3 separate regions of the Homo sapiens genome follow, and all the other regions are linked to region 2. Evidence: read pairs that join two places in POLR2A ChIA-PET (ENCODE). Cell type or tissue: GM12878. All regions are shown on one strand. Each heading gives the region's core, and the rest is flanking DNA. Links, peaks and the distances in the headings are about the cores only. Region 1 overlaps PLAGL1 (PLAG1 like zinc finger 1). Region 2 has its middle 20 kb from the start of SF3B5. Region 3 overlaps UTRN (utrophin).

Region 1 (5,620 bases), core at 756-4,755, 120 kb after region 2:
CTGCTGCTAATTAGAGTTCTGGTTCCTCCATGTCCTACACTTAAGAGTCCCAGGAAAAGAGATCACCGCCATCAGCTATAGAAGCAGACCCTAAAAGGGCCTAAAGGCGAGACTCAAGGGTTTCTAGGGAGTGAGGAGGGGGATGTATTTTCAGCTATCATAAAGGAATGATCCCCATTCCTGACTGTAACAATTAGAAAATCTTCCCCTAATACCAAAGGCTCTTGTCTGGATTTTGGGAGTTGCTCTCCACCCCTCACCCCCCCACCAGACTCCTGAGAGTCTTCATTCATAAATAGTCCTCTTCAAACAAGGCAGTCCCATCTCAGCTTGAGAACCAGGCCTGGACTTAACCCTTGCCTTTCTCAATGCACACATCTATTTTACTTGTAGACATTTGTCTATTTTTTTGTGACTGTTTCTATTTAAAAATACAATGCATATGGTGGGGAGAGGTGAGGAGGCCTGTCAAAGATCCAAGAGTCTGCAACAATATTTCTTTTCCTCCGTTCCCCCTGGTGGGTACTATACTGGATGACCCATCTGGAAGAAGGCCTTTGGCCCTTTCGTGGGGATCCTGGCTGTCCCAGCCCCTTGCTTCCGTGCTATATGGATGAGGAAGGCCAGTGGTGGAAGGGGCCCCAGACCTGTGAGAGATGAAGCACTTCTGGGGTGACAGATCCCAGCTCCCTGCTCATCAGAGTCATCCCTTCCCCCTTGGTAGTTCAGCATCTCTCAGTCCTCTGTGGCTCTCCAAGGCTCACATTCATTGGCTTTTGCCTTTTCCATAGCTTCTCTGGACTTCTTCCTGTTTCAGTTGAGAACGTTTTATTGGCATCCTCTACCTCTACCACCTCACTCCATCTCCATGTAGATGCAGTCAGGGGCTAGGCTTGACTCAATAGGTTAGATATCTTCAATCTGCTAAATATAGCAAAGAAAAGCTCCCATCTATAAAAAGCCTACCTTCTTCTAGTAGAAGAGATAACCAAAAGATTTTTGTTTTGGGTTTGTTTGTTTGTTTGTTTATTAGGATCTTGTTTGTACTATCACCATCTAGAAGTTATTTACCAACATCAAGTTTTTGAACTCAGACTTAATTCTCATTTTGCTCATTTTTATCACCATAGGCCTATCAGTAGACCATCTTATCCAAGAGGAGCTGGGGGGATTTTGAGGCAGAAGGCTGCTTCTGTCTTTGGAGCTCTGAGAATTCCATGCCCCCACAAGGCTGCTTCCATCCGGGCTACAGTGCAGAGTAGATGACCTAAGGGAGTCTCAGTCTAGCTGCAGCCTGCCATAAAGAAAACAAATTCCTCCTTACCCCCAGGGCTAGCCCACTTGACCAAACCACTCTAGGAGGAAAACATTGGTGATCAAGGTTGAACACGTGAGTCACTGACAGGATATGAGGCCACCCATGGAAAGCTCAGAGTAACTTATAAAATCGCCTGTATAAGTTAGGTTCAGAAAGGCATCCGCTTCCCTAGACTAGAAGAGCTCCTGAGCCACTCCACGCTTCACGTCTCCTTGCTGGCCCGAATGCCCATTAGGCACCATTAAGCCCAGCATGTCTAAAAATGAACTCCTAACGCTTATTTTTTGCTGAGTTTTTCTTCTGGGATGCAGAAGAAAACCTCTCTCTGCCACCACCATTCCCTCTTTCCCCTAACCTCAGTCCTAATCCAGTTATTCTGTTTACAGAGTGTCACTGGAACCTGCCCTCTCTCCTTGTGCAGGCCTGTGTTCTCTCTTCTGAGATCTGGCAGAAGCCTAAATGATCTCATTATCCAGCCCACCACCCTCCAGCATGTCTTATACGTCCCTGCCAGAGTTACCATCAAAAAGTGAAATCTGGTGGCAAGTCCACTGCTTCTGATCGGTCCCCATTGCCCAGCTCCCTGGTGGTGAGCGCCTGGGTCGTCCTTTCCCCTTGGTAGTTTGGTTTTGTCAGTTTTCTGTGGCCCTTTGAGGCTCACAATCACAGGCTGAGGCTTTCCCCACTGCCTCTTCCCATTCCTCACAGCATTTTATTGGCATTCTCTACCTATTTCTACCTCTTCTCTTCCCGCCCTCCTCACTGCATCTCCACATAAATTCAAGAGTTTGTGGCTGGACTTGACTAAATAGATCAATCTGCTAAAAACAATTTATGACAAAAAAGCCCACCTTCCCCTTGTAGAGTGGACCCTTCACGATTCTCCATCTCTCTAGCCTGTTTTCTCCTTTGCCCACATCTGCACCTGTATTCCAGTCTTACTGAACCACTTATTCTCCAGGTGGTTGGATTCATTCCCTTGGCCTGAAATAGACCACCTCCCTCTTGAACACGTTGTAAACTTCTACGCTAGCTTCAACTTTTACTTCTCTGTGACACCTTTCTTGATCTCCCAAGCAAGAGATGGTCACTGCCTAGACAACCACCACCTCAAGTTTTAGTAATGATTTTCACTTCTATTTATCTGTTTTCATGCATATGTCATTATAGAGCAATGTAATTGTATTCTGTCCATTCATTCCTGAGGAAACACATCTTTGAATATATCCTGTCCATGATTCCAGTCTTGCATATTGTCTCTTTCCCTTTGGCTGGGCACTAGTTACCTGTCTTTATTTTCTGGCTAATATGATGGTATTTAAACTATATTTCTGTTTGTGGATATTTAGAAATGCAGCTGTTTGTGTAGTTTGATTTTTATAATCAAACACCTTGCCAGGCTTTCTAATCTTGTGTGTGGATTCTTTGGGATTTTCTATATCGACATTCCTCTGCAAATAAATAATTATTCCATTCCAATTTTATGCCTTTCATTAGTTTATTGTCTTACTGTATCGTATTATCCATGACTTCTAATACATGAATGTTTCATGCAAGCAATGATAATAGGTAACTTTGTCATGTGATGAAGATAGTATACTCTGTTTTGTTAGTTTAAAAATCATCTCCTCTCCTTTCATGTTTCTTGGTGAAATGATACATATTTTAACCATTTAGTCAATGAATGTTAGTCTCTGGATTATATTAGCTGAGTTATAAGAGGCTGCCTCATGGTGTTGACTCTCAGATGCTCTCTGGGTTCTCAAGTGTTCCCCTTGCAAGTTTGACTCAAATGCCTGTCCCAGCCCCTGGGGTCTTGCACTGCCACTGCCTTTTTGTTGGTGTTGTCCTCTTTAAAAAATAATATCCTGCTCTTCTTTTAAGGACCTCTGTTCTCTCTAGGATATTAATGATTATTATTTTTGAAGTTTCCTTCCCCCCGTAGTCTTTTTTTCCCCGTTACTTTTTGTGTCAGTTTTCCCTATTAAGTGCCTTCCTCTGATTTCTGGTGATCCTTGGCCTACTAATTTGTGAGTCAAGCCAGTAAAGAGCTGATGGGAGCTTTGTATACTTAGGTGGGGCTTGTCAGCTGGGGCCTTGTATAGGGTAAGGTGGCGACCCCTGGAGGAAACCCCCTTTGTCCTTATGGTTTGCTCTTTTCTCTTGGGCTGGTCAGCTTCCCAGGGAAGACTCCTCCATCCTCCTGCCCTGAGAGAGAGGACATTCACCCTGTGTCAGGCTACTCCCCCACTTTCATACAGTCTCCATAGCGAGCACTTGTGCTAGGGGAAGGAAGGGCAGGCACCCCACTGCAGGCATCAGGAGAGGTCAGGAGGGCTCAGTGCTTCACTAACAGACTTTCACCTGCTGCTTTCATACCTGTTTCCATCCTCACTTCCAGAAGTACCTACTGTACCAAATTGCAGAGACATATGGTAGATGCTTCAGGGTATAGCAGGTTGTTTTGTTGCCTCTTAATGCTGGCTTAAACTTTAGCTTTCTTAGGATGGCCAAGTCGATCACTGCTTGTTTACCTGCTTTTCAGCTTCCAAAATTTGTTGTTTTCTCCCTTTTATATTAGGCTGTGTTTTAGAAAAATCCCACTATTACTGTTTTAGTAGAATTTTCAGAGAGACTGGAGCTACATGCTTTTATTCAGTTGGCCATCTTTAACCAAATATTACACTATTTGTAAACAGAACACACCCTGTCCCTTTTCAGATGTTCTGGCTAGGATGTGGATTTGATGTTCCAAAGCTGTAGCATAATCATCTGGACAGCTTTCTCAATTTTTTCCCTGAATATTAGAGAAATAATTCACTTTGTCTTTCTTGTTTATCTTAAGCCTCATTTCTTAGAAAGTAAGAGCTTAGTCACTGGGTTAACAAAATTCAGTCTTTCAAGGTGACAGCTGAAAAGAATCTATAGGCAACAAACCTGATGGCTCAGCAGGTGGCTCTCTCAGAGCAGAATAGAAGGGCAGGTAGTGCTTCCTACAATGAGGATAAACTAGAGTGAAAGCTCTTCAAACATATTAAGGTGGAGATCTCTACTGGGCCATTGAGTAAACACCTCACCGTGTGGAGGAGGAACTCGTGCCTCTGCCTGGCAGTGACAGAGAAAAGTAGAAGTTTGCCAGGTAGACAAGGGTTCCCAGGACATTCCAGGAGGGAGAAAGCCAGAAGCGTGAGAGAAAGTAGCACTTTAAGGAAACAGCAAGTGGAGTGATCCTTGGCCTTGCCTTCCGGCCATGATGGGAGTGAGGTCTGCAGCCATGGCAGCCATGACTACCTGGAGGTTCTGGATATCATCTTTCTCCTGATGACATTTCTAAATAGCTTTTTTAAATTTGATAGAGACTGCTACCAAAGTCCTTCAAAGAACTGATATTGAGAAAAACACCCTTGTTGGAAGACCAAAAGTGGAAATTCACTTTCCTCTCAGAAATGGGCCTTGCATTGATTGTGTCACTGAGGACAATGGAAATAGATGCCAGAAGTCACAGTTTATTTTAAGAATGTTGTAAAGCAGTTGTGCCCCATTAGATGATGTGTTATGTAGCACTGGAGAAGTCCTGGAACTACAGTTGTGTTCTGACTCCCCCCTCCACCCTCGTATACCCCTGTCCCCTGGGAACACAGTCTTTCCTGGCTGTTACCATATATATATGTTCTTCTTCCCGTCTGATCCTCTCTCATCCCCAAAATAATCAACATGAGCAGAACGAAGCAGATGGCACAAGCCTTCTTTGGCATACTGGCAGATCTGTATCACTCAGTATTTTTAGAATCAAGGGGACTGAAAATTATGTCCTGAGATGTTTTGGGGTAAGACTTACTATCTTTCTAGGGTGACAGGTGTTGAAATAGCACCGTATTTAAGACTCAAATGCAATTTCTATGTCAAGTCACAGAACAGAATGACTCGCATCAGGACCATTGCTCTGTAAGTTCTGTTAGGATCGTTGGTGGCCTGCCAGATAATAGAAAGTTGTCATAAATTGTTTTAAGGATGTGGCCAGAAAGTGCATTGGGTTTCAACCAAAGATTGGACTCATCAGTAAACAGCCTTTGAACTGATCAAGTGCGTGGTGATGAGAGATGTTGTATATACCCACAGTTGTTGTTGTTGTTGTTGTCGTTTTTTAATAGCTAAGCTTTGACCCTCAGCCACAAAGCGTTTATAGTCTGTTGGGGTAGACAGTCTTGTTTTTACAGAAGTTTATTATTATATCATGAAAACAAATATTTGTATTCTAAGGCCCATATGGAAGAAATACATAGTTACGGTGATTAAAAATTA
Region 2 (5,620 bases), core at 985-4,984:
TCACAGGCGAAGTCAATGCCTGCAGAAGTACTCAAGCCCACAGTAGTAAGGGGTTGGACCCATTGATAGAAAGAGGGGGACAGTTATCAGGAGAAGACTGAATGGATGCTGAACAAAACTAAGCCAGAGTTGTCCCTTAAAGATACTTACAGTATTTGTTAAGCATTCAGTCAGTCAGCTACATGCTATGTACTGCATTTGCTGTATTTTAAGATGTACATGTTTTCTCTTCACATCTTTATATCTCCAAAATCAGGCAGCATCATATAATCACTGTTGGCCCAATGGCAGTCATGACACGGCTTGACTGTGCTTACCCAAATATTAAAAACTCCAAAATCAAGACCTGTCCAAAGGGGTGTCAGCAGCTTGAGAAAAAATCCGGAGACAAATATGGGATCATTTTCTTAGCTCTCAGAACCCAAATTGTAATGGGAAGAGGGGTAGGGACAAGTAGTGAATCTGATATGTTTAGCAACATTTCTGAAGCAAGGGTCAAAAAGCTCTTGCTCTATACTTGCACAGTCAGCTCAACAGCTCAGCACCAATGGCTTTTAGTTCTTTTACGAAGTCTTTTAAGAAATGCTGTGTCATCAACACTCTTGATACCACAAAGAATATAAGAAAGCATTGTGCCTTCAGTTAAGCAGTCACATTTTTTCCTCCTACTGGTATATAAAATAATGGTGCATCCTACATCTGATAGCATTTTAGACTTGATGAAATAAAGTACCAGTTTTTGTCAGGATGGTAAGGATACAAAAATAAAAAAGAACATAGAAGTAAATCACATAAACCTTGCCTTTAAGGAATTTATACTCTAATTGAAAAGTGAAGGCATCTGTATTAGTCTGTTTTCACACTGCTGATAAAGACATACCTGCGACTGGATAATTTATAAAGAAAAAGAGGTTTAATGAACTCACAGTTCCACGTGGCTGGGGAGACCTCACAATCATGGTGGAAGGTGGAAGGTGAAAGGCGCATCTTACATGGCAGCAAGCAAGAGAGAAAGAGAGCCAAGCAAAAGGGGAAACCCCTTATAAAATCAACAGATCTCATGAGACTTATTCACTACCATGAAAACAGTATCGGGGAAACCGCTCATGTGATTCAATTATTTCCCACTGGATCCCTTCCACAAGATGTGAGAATTATGGGAGCTACAATTTAGGATGAGATTTGGGTGGGAGACACAGCCAAACCATATCAGCATCTATTTACTGTGTCTTATATACAGCATTTACTACAAGAGAGGAGATAAAAGAAGACAAGTGAATGGCTCAAGGTTTCTGAAGAGGTAGTGATAACTGGCAGAGAGCAGACCCCTAGAAATGAATAGGGACTCTCTTCTGAAAGAAGTAGTTCTTGAACTTGGCATTTAAGTAAGGATATGGCTCAGGTCAACAAAGATAAATGAGAGAGGGTATTCTAGAAAAAAGAGAATAGAAGGTAAGAAAAAGTGGAAGTATAAATATGTATCTTAGAAGAAAGCCAGTCAAGAGCAGAGCATTCTTAAGGGAAGCTCTGTTGGAGGCCAGATTGTAAAAGAGCCCAAAATGCCAACCCAAGAAGCCGAGACTCAATTCTGGGGGCAATGGGAATTTTTGTGCAGAGATTTACTTGTTCAACGTTGTGCCGCTACAAGTTTAACCCAGAATCAATGTGCAGAAAGAATTGGACAGACAGGAAAGGGCAAGGGCGGTGGAGGGGACAGGGGACAGAATGGAGGAGAAAATTCTGTCATTGAAAAATAAAAACACAGCCAATAATCTAAGAAATAAATAGAAATAAAAATAATAGAAGGAAATAGAAGAACAAAACATTAATTTCAACAACAAAAAATAGTGTTATGGGTTGAATTGTGCCCCCCCCTAAAAATAGTGTGAAGTCCTAACCCAGAGTACCTCACTTGGAATGTGACCCTATTTGGAAATAGGGTCTTTGCATTAATCCATTTTCTGTTGCTAATAAGAGAATACCTCAAACTGGGTAACTTACAAAGAAAGAAATATTTCTTATAGTTATGGAGGCTGAGAAGTTCAAAGCCAAGGGGCTGCATTTGGTAAGAACCTTCTTGCTTGTGGGGACTCTCTGCAGAGTCCTGAGGTGGTACAGGGCATCACATGATGAGGGGGCTGACTGTGCTACCTCAGGTCTCTCTTCCTCTTCTTATAAAGCCATCAGTTCTACTCTCATGATAACCCGTTAATCCATTAATCTATGAGTGGATTAATCCGCTAACCTATGAATTGATTAATCCATTCATGAGAGCATGGCCCTTATGACCCAATCACCTCTTATAGGCCCCACTTCTCAATACAGTCACATTGGGGATTAAGTTTCAACATGAGTTTTGGAGGGGACAAATACTCTAAACGTAATAGTCTTTAAGAAGCAATAAAGTTAAAACTGAGGTCATTAAGATGAATCTTAATACAATATGACTGGTGCCTTTATAAAGAGGAAATATTTGGCCACATAAACAGATGTGCACATAGGAAGAACACAATGTGAGCATGAAGATAGAGATTAGGTGATGCATCTACCAGCCAAGGGACACCAAAGATTGCCAGCAAACTATCAGAAGCTAACAGGCAGCTGTGGAACAGATTCTTCCTCCCAGGCCTCAGACAGAACCAACCCTGGCAACAGCTTGATCTCAGGCTTCTAGCCTCCAGAGCTGTGAGACAATAAGTGTTGGTTAATGTAAGCCACCAGGACTCTGTTCCAGCAGCCCTAGCAAACTAATACAAATAATCTCAGCAACAGTTTTCCGGGTGGTGTCGAGAGGTTTCAGATACAGAGAGGTGTTTTTGCAACAAAACAAAACCCAACCAATCCAATTGCAACTTTAATACAATGTCTTCTTAATCTAGAAGAGCTTTCTTTACAGAAGTCTTTGAAGATCTAAAATGAAATATTCAGCATGAAGGACAAAAAGGCCAAGTGTAACAAGCAACTTTTCACCTAAGTCATTTCACTCTAAGCTGATCTTCAAAATGCAAACTCCACTCTCTTTAGTGTTTTTGAAAGGCATGGTGGACCAAGATAATGTGGCTAAGCTTACACAGAGCTGGTCTAGATTCCTCCAAGGGCACTTATACCCATTATTTTGTGACCTGCTGCAGTTGCTATAAACTAATGGACTAGTTCCATCTGAAGAGACAAAAGAGGAAAATGCTAGACTCTTTCAAATCTCTTGATGGCAGGGGATTTCCACTGTTCTTCAACAGCTTTCTCGGGTCTATCCCACACTGCCCTATTTGGACGGGGATTCCCTAAAGCCCCTCTGTAACTGGAGAAGTTTCCTGGGGTCACTCTGGAAGTGGGCACTGGCCTACACAGGCTGAGACCTGATGAGTTGCTTCCGCCCACCTCCCCACTTAGCCTACTTTAATGCAAACTTTGCACAGCATGGAAATTAAGGGCAAAGACCAAGAGGGCTAAGCTACCTAGATTCAAATCCTGGACCTGAAAGCCCTTGGAAAAGGGACCTAACTGATTTTTGCCTCTGCTTCCTTATTAAACGAGAATAATTCTAAAGCCTATTTCATAGGATTTTTGTAAAGTCTAAAAGGCTTATTACATATAAAGAGTGTAAACATATAAATGGCATATTGTAGGTACTCAATAAATGTAATTATAATATCCTTTATGAAATTTTCATATTATTGAGTGTAGAGAAAATATTTAGAAACTGTATCTGTATAAAAAAGTTATATATATTTATGATAAAAATATGACTATAATATCTATATATACTTGGGAAATAAATCACCTTATTGAGCTTCAGTTTAAAACACAAGATTGCCCACATACACTATTAAGTATAACACGTCTGCACAGACATAAGTTAAAGCCCTCCAGTCACTCAAAAATAAGTGCTTCTTTACCTTTTTTTTTTTTTTTTTTGAGACAGAGCTTGGTCTGTCGCCCAGGCTGGAGTGCAGTGGCATGATCTTGGCTCACTGCAACCTCCACCTCCCAGGTACAAGTGATTCTCTTGCCTCAGCCTCCTGAGTAGCTGGGATTATAGGTGCCCGCTACCACGCCCAGCTAATGTTTGTATTTTTAGTAGGGACAGGGGTTTCACCATGTTGCCCAGGCTGGTCTCGAACTCATGACCTTAGGTGATCCACCCGCCTCAGCCTTTCAAAGTGCTGGGATTACAGGCATGAGCCACTGTGCCCGGCCTAGTGCTTCTTTACTTCTATAAACTTCAAAACCCAGCTCTCATGATCAAAAATGATAATTGATATGTGAAGGTATTTTATTTATTTTAAATGAGTAAATTTTGAAAAAGAGAATGTAGTAGAGAAAACTCTCTCTAACCACATTTTTCCTCTACTCTTACACAACAGTCAACACAGAAGACTCTGTGATCAAATGTGTGGGTTTTTTTTTTTTTTTTTCCCACACACCAAGTAATAGACACAACCTGGGTGTCCTCCAATCCAGTTCTGACACCATTTACCCTAAGACAGTGTCAGATCCCACAGGCTGAGGGCTGAGTCCCAAGATTGCCTCCCCTTACACACACATCAGTCGCAAGTTCCATGACCCTTTCTTTGGGTTCAATTAATTTGCTGGAGCCACTCACAGAACTCAGGAAAACACTTATTTACACTTACCAGTTTATTATAAAGGATACTGCAAAGAATATAGATGAAGAGGCATGTAGGGTGACGTATGGGGAAGGGACGTGGAGCGTCCATGCCCTCCCTGGAGGCCAACCTGCAGGCACCTCAGTGTGTTCAGCTACCTGGAAGCTCTCTGAACCCGTCCTCTTGGGTTTTTTATGAAAGCTTCAAAACATCAGCTTTCCTTACCCCAGGGTGTAGAGTGAGACCCTCTCCTGGGAGGGTTTTAAGACCCACCCACTATCAGACAGGCGGGGAAACAGGAGAGTGAAAGGAAGGCAGGAGAAAGGCAGAGGCCTATCCCTGAGGCCAAATACACCCAACATTAGAACAAAGACTGTAGCAAGGGCTTATGGGAGGTATGAACCAGGAACAGTGGACAAAAACCAATATATATATTTATATATATCTCATAATACCGCAGAGAATGTTCTTACAGTACCGCATACTGAATCAAAGAACTTAGCTATATAAAACAATTATAATCATTTCCTGAATTTTTCTAAAATAATTTTCTTTTATTCAACCCATGTTTATGTGTTGTCAGATCCCTTATTAATGCATCAATCTATTCTTAGGGAAATCATTAGAATATGACTAATTCATCATAATTGGTATCTATTGAAAGATTAAAACCCAACTGAGATGAATCCAGGAAAAAAGGCATCACTGAAAGATGTATTTTTTTGAGTGACTCACACGCAGTGGGAAAAATATACAAAATGCAAAAAACAAAACAGTGGCATCGGTTTACAGAAACGATGAGAATAGAGGAACAAGTTGTTAAACTGTACCACAAGGAAGTAAACAGACAAATGCAGAATGTGGGATGTTTGAATATTATGGATCTGGTTTCTTCCACAAGTTAATGGCATGGAAAATAAAAAGACTAAAAAGGAGTTATGAGCAATAACAACAAAATGCATTGGGTAGAACTTGTGTGGTCCCTGATTAAAATAAAACAAAACAATACCCCT
Region 3 (5,620 bases), core at 1,021-5,020, 300 kb before region 2:
AAAACTAAAAGAAGATTGAGGCATTCCATAGCGTTATCCTATTCTTGGTTTCTTTGCTTTCTCTCCATCACGGGAGTTGAGAGTACCCAATTATATAAATCAAATAAAAGAAAGTAAGAAGAAAAATCTATAAATGCCATATGATCTGCCAAGAAGTACTTTATTTTATAGTAAGAAGATGCAGTGTAAGCAAATGGATAACACATACACCCACGGTAATTCAAAGGCTCTCCATCCCAGGACCTGTTCACAAATGCAGACCTTTGAAAATATTCTGCAAGCACTGAGTGGCTAATATTTGTGTAATTTGAAGAAAAGAACTAGAAATAATATAACCATAAGAAATTGATATTTTTAGGAATAATGAATGGAATTGATTTTGTAGTAACAATGAAAATGATGACAGCAGCAGCAGAAATAACTAACACATAGAGTGCTTACCATGTTAGGGGCATGGTACCACCTCCCAGCTATTATCCTATTTTTTGTCATTGGGATGTAATTCACACGCCATAAAATCCATCCGGATTTAACGGATGTACGATTCTGTGGTTTTTTACTGTATGCACAAAGTTGTGCGACAATCATCCAATCTTAATTCCAGACACTTTCATCACCCCAGAAAGAAACCCATTAGCAGTTACTCCCCCATTCCCTGCCAGCCTCTGAGCCCTAATAAACCACTAGCCTACTTTCTCTCTTTATGGATTTTCCAGTGGCAGACATTTCATATAAATGGAATCATAGGATATGTCACCTTTTGTGCCAGACGTCTTTCACTTAGCATTATGTTTTCAAGGCCCATGCATGTTGCAGCTTGTATCAGTCCTGTATTTCCTGTATGGCTGAATAATACTCCATTATATGAAATGACCATATTTTGTTGATCCATTCGTCGGCTGATGGGCATTTTGGTTGTTTCCACTTTTTGCCTATTATGAATAATGCTGTTATGAATATCCATGTACAAGTTTTTGTGTGAACATATGTTTTCAGTTTTCTTGGGCAGAAAACTTAGAGAGAAATTACTGAGTTATATGATAACTCAAAGCTTAACTTTTTGTAGAACTGCCAAAATATTTTCCAAAACTGCTACACTATTTTACATTTTCACAAGCAATATAAGGTTCTAATTTTCCCACATCCTTGCCAACACGTATTTCTTTCCATTTTTATTACAGCCATACCAGTGGGCACAAAGTAGAAAAATTTCGCTATGGTTTTGATTTGCATTTCCCTAAGTGACTAATGATGTTGACCATCTTTTCATGGGCAATAATTATTAGCCAATTGTTTATCTTTTCTGGAGAAATATCTATTCCTTTGCTCATTTTTCAATTGGGTTGTCTTTAGATTGTTGAGTTATAAGAATTCTTGGCTGGACATGATGACTCACGCCTATAATCTCAGCACTTTAAGAGGCTAAGGTGAGCATATCACCTGAGGTCCAGAGTTCAAGACCAGCCGGGCCAACATGCTGAAACACGTCTCTACAAAAATAGAAAAATTAGCCAAAATTAGCCAGGCATGGTGGTGCATGCCTGTAATACCAGCTACTTGGGAGGTTGAGGGAGGAGAATCGCTTGAACCTGGGAGGCAGAGGTTGCAGTGAGCCGAGATCACACCACTGCACTCCAGTCTGGGTGACAAAGCAAGACTCCATCTCAAAAAAAAATAAAATAAAAAATAAAAAGACTTCTTTATCTATTGCGGATACTAGACCTTTAGCAGATACCTAATTTGCAAATATTTTCTCCCATCCTCTGGACTGTCTTTCACTTGCATTTTCTTATTTTAATCCTCACAACAGCCATGAGGTATTATTGTGGCTATTACTATCCCATTTAACAGATGGGAAAACAGAGCTGACATACACAACTAATAAGAACTGGAGCAGAGTCCAACCCAGGCAATCTGCCCCCAGGCATCCATAGGACATACTGTCAGAAGCGCTGAGCTCATTAGATGCTATAGCAATAGGCACTAAATAAAATAAGCAGGATTAAAAATGATTAACTTAAAAAGAAACAGTATTACTGGTGCTTTGCACAGAAATACCAGAAGGCCCTTCTTAACTTGAGGAGGAAGAGTGGCTTAAAATAAAGCACATTCAGCCTTAAAAGGAAGGCAAAACTTGGCCTTTAAACACTGTCTATTCTTTTCAATTGTAGGAAACTTTCTTTCTTATTGAGTTATGTAGTTGAAACAAAGGAATTCAGAATACAAATGGTATTTTTGCTGAGATGCAAACATTGTAAATAGTCACAGTGGGTGTTTTGTTAGGTGGAGGCCTATTTCTTAGTCAACAACCCCCTCTTTTCAGAATGTATGCCTCCCCAGCCCTACGCACCCACTCTCTGAGATGATGAACAAAGCAGAGTTTTAGCAACTAAGATATCACTCCAATCTGTCACTCCTTCTTCTACCCTTATTTCTGCCACCAGCTATGTGAAATATAAAAGTTAATCTGCGGCCAGGCGCAGTGGCTCATGCCTGTAATCCCAGCGCTTTGGGAGGCCGAGGACGGCAGATCACCTGAGGTCAGGAGTTCAAGACCAGCCTCAACATGGAGAAACCCCATCTCTACTAAAAATACAAAATTAGCCAGGTGTGGTGGTGCGTGCCTGTAATCCCAGCTACTCGGGAGGCTGAGGCAGGAGAATTGCTTGAACCTGGGAGGCGGAGGTTGCGGTGAGCCGAGATTGCGCCATTGCACTCCAGCCTGGGCAACAAAAGTGAAACTCCGTCTCAAAAACATAAGCACATAAATAAAATAAATAAAAGTTAATCTGCAAAGAACTTTAGTATGTCTGTAGAATTAGGTTCATGGTAAATAATGGGTAATAGGGGGATTTAAAAAAGCATGCTAGATCTACTAATACTGGCATGGAAAGGAATTCAGTATATTTAGCTAAGGAAAAACAAAACCTGTAAACAATATAAATAATATCATCTTGTATTTATTAAAAATAGGCAATATAAATTCATATTTTAATACTCACGTTAGTAAATGCACATAAACAAAAAAAGTCAGTGGGGAGAGAAGACCCTGTTGAACTTGACTCTATTCTGGCACAGTGAAGAGACATGAGAGGTGTAGAATAAGTGGGAGGCCCCCTTGCAGGGATGAGTCAGGGGACTGGGGACAGTGCTAGGTGGGGAGTTTGACTGGGGCAGTACACCTGTCAAACAGTAATGCAGGTGTCTTAAGGTGAGCTCAGGGAGGACAGAAACATCCCATGGAGCAAAAGGGCAAAAGCTCACTTGATCTTGATTTTCAGTACGAATACAGGCCCCATGTAAGTCTGAAATCCAGGAGGACAGTCAAATCATAAAGCTCCAAAATGATCTCCTTTGACTCCATGTCTCAAATCCAGGTAATGCTGATGCAAGAGGTGGGTTCCCATGGTCTTGGGCAGCTCCGACCCTGTGGTTTTGCAGGGTACAGACCCTCCTGGCTGCTTTCACGGGCTGGCATTGTCTGTGGCTTTTCCAGGTGCACGATGTTAGCTGTCAGTGGATCTACCATTCTGGGGTCTGAAGGATGATGGCCCTCTTCTCACAGCTCCATTAGGCAGTTCCCCAGTGGGAATTCTGTGCGGGGGCTCCCACCTCACGTGTCCCTTCCACGCTGCCCTAGCAGAGGTTCTCCATTAGGGCTCTGCCCCTGCAACACACCTCTGCCTGGACATCCAGGCATTTCCATACATCCTCTGAAATCTAAGTGGAGGTTCCCAAACCTCAATTCTTGACTTCTGTGCACCTACAGGTCCAACACCATGCATAAGCCTCCCAGGGTTGGGGCTTGCACCCTTTGAATCAACGGCCTGAGCTATACGTTGGCCCCTTGTAGCCATGGCTGGGACACAGGGCACCAAGTCCCAGGACTGCACAAAGCAGCAGGGCCCTGGGCCTGGCCCACTAAACCATTTTTCCCTCCTAGACCTCCTGGCTTGGGATGGGAGGGGCTGCCGTGAAGACCTCTGACATGCCCTGGAGCCATTTTCCCCACTGTCTTGGGGATTAACATCTTCCTGGGAAGCCCTCCAAGTTCTTCAAAGCTCTGCCTGTTACCCAGTTCCAAAGTCACTTCCACATTGTCAGGTATCTTAATTAGCAGTACCCAACTCTACCAGTACAAATTTCTTGCATTAGTCCATTTTCATACTGCTGTGAAGAAATACCCAAGACTGGGTAATTTATAAAGAAAAAGAGGTTTAATGGACTCACAGTTCCACATGGCTGGGGAGGCCTTGCAATCATGGCAGAAGGTGAAGGAGGAGCAAAGGCATGTCTTACATGGTGGCAGGCAAGAGACCATGTGCAGGGGAACTGCCCTTTATAAAACCATTAGATCTCATGAGACTTCAATATCACAAGAATAGCACGGGAAAAACCTGCCCTCATAATTCAATTACCTCCCACCAGTTTCCTCCCACAACATGTGGGAATTATGGGAGATACAATTCAAGATGAGATTTGTGTGGGGACACAACCAAACCATATCAGAGGGTTCCCCACTAGGAGTAGGGTGTAATTTGTTTTCTGTTTTGTTTTCTTTTTTGAGACAGAGTCTCGCTCTGTTGCCAGGCTGGAGTGCAGTGGCACGATCTCAGCTCACTGCAACCTCAACCTCCTAGGTTCAAGCGATTCTCCTGCCTCAACCTCCCAGTAGCTGGGACTAGAGGCACGCGCCACCACAATCAGCTAATTTTTGTATTTTTAGTAAAGACGGGGTTTTACCATGTTGGCCAGGATGGTCTCGATCTCTTGACCTCGTGATCTGCCCACTTCAGCCTCCCAAAGTGCTGGGATTACAGGCGTGAGCCACCATGCCCAGCCCAGGTTATAATTTTTATGTGATGAAATGTTTGACTTTTAAAATACAACTACACAATATTGTATTTAAAAAGAAAGAAAACAACTAAGGGTAGCACTCTGTCAGATGGTCCTACAAACCTTATAAGCCATAGAAATGAATAAACAAATATGAATCAAATGAACGAATGAACAGATCTGGGTAAGTTTTAGTGACTTCCCAAACTTCTTAAAGTTATGAGAAAAATAATGCATGTCCTCACATATGTGAATTTGAGCACAGGCAGAAATTCTATAACCTCCACATCAATTTTTTTAAAGACCTCTCAATCCAAAAAAAGTTTATGAACACTATCTTAAGAGAATTCTATAAGGTCTCATTTTATGAAAGGTCAAAACAGAAATTAAAAGATAAACCAAACAAAACAAAATCCCTTAAGTCAAACACAGTAAAAAGACACCTTGTAAGTCACAAAAGAACTGTCATTAGAGCTCTCTTAGATCCTGATCTGTAATTTCCAAACTGCCACTAAACGGACCCTAACTTTAAAAAACCTTATCATTTATTCATTTATAATCCTTTTTTTTTCTTTTTTTGCGACGGAGTTGCCCAGGCTGGAGTGCAAGGGCATGATTTGGGCTCACTGCAACCTCCTCCTCCCAGGTTCAAGCGACTCTCCTGCCTCAGCCTCCTGAGTAGCTGGGACTACAGGCGTGCACCACCACACCCAGCTAATTTTTGCATTTTTAAAGTAGAGATGGGGTTTCATCATGTTGGTCAGGCTGATCTAAAACTCCTGAT

What was found. ChIA-PET counts read pairs that join two places held together with the same protein. Peaks named below come from ENCODE experiments on the same cell type or tissue, not always from the same donor. Only the 100,000 strongest peaks of a DNase experiment are listed, where the experiment ranks them.
Region 1: POLR2A ChIA-PET joins it to region 2 with 6 read pairs; 4 of 35 experiments call an interaction of 5 or more read pairs at or near these places.
Region 3: POLR2A ChIA-PET joins it to region 2 with 5 read pairs; 4 of 35 experiments call an interaction of 5 or more read pairs at or near these places.

What each region holds. Positions count from the first base shown.
Region 1 is chr6:143,951,946-143,957,565 of GRCh38, reverse strand. The region is part of intron 6 of PLAGL1 (PLAG1 like zinc finger 1); the gene reads left to right. Among named protein-coding and RNA genes, the nearest start is that of HYMAI, 54 kb to the left of the region's middle. In GM12878, for the core only: no CTCF peak of the experiment used is centred there; no DNase peak of the experiment used is centred there.
Region 2 is chr6:144,073,024-144,078,643 of GRCh38, reverse strand. No RefSeq gene overlaps it. Among named protein-coding and RNA genes, the nearest start is that of SF3B5, 20 kb to the left of the region's middle. In GM12878, for the core only: no CTCF peak of the experiment used is centred there; a DNase peak (open chromatin) is centred at 3,184; H3K27ac peaks cover 1,374 bases.
Region 3 is chr6:144,368,559-144,374,178 of GRCh38, reverse strand. The region is part of intron 2 of UTRN (utrophin); the gene reads right to left. Among named protein-coding and RNA genes, the nearest start is that of SNORA98, 34 kb to the left of the region's middle. In GM12878, for the core only: no CTCF peak of the experiment used is centred there; no DNase peak of the experiment used is centred there.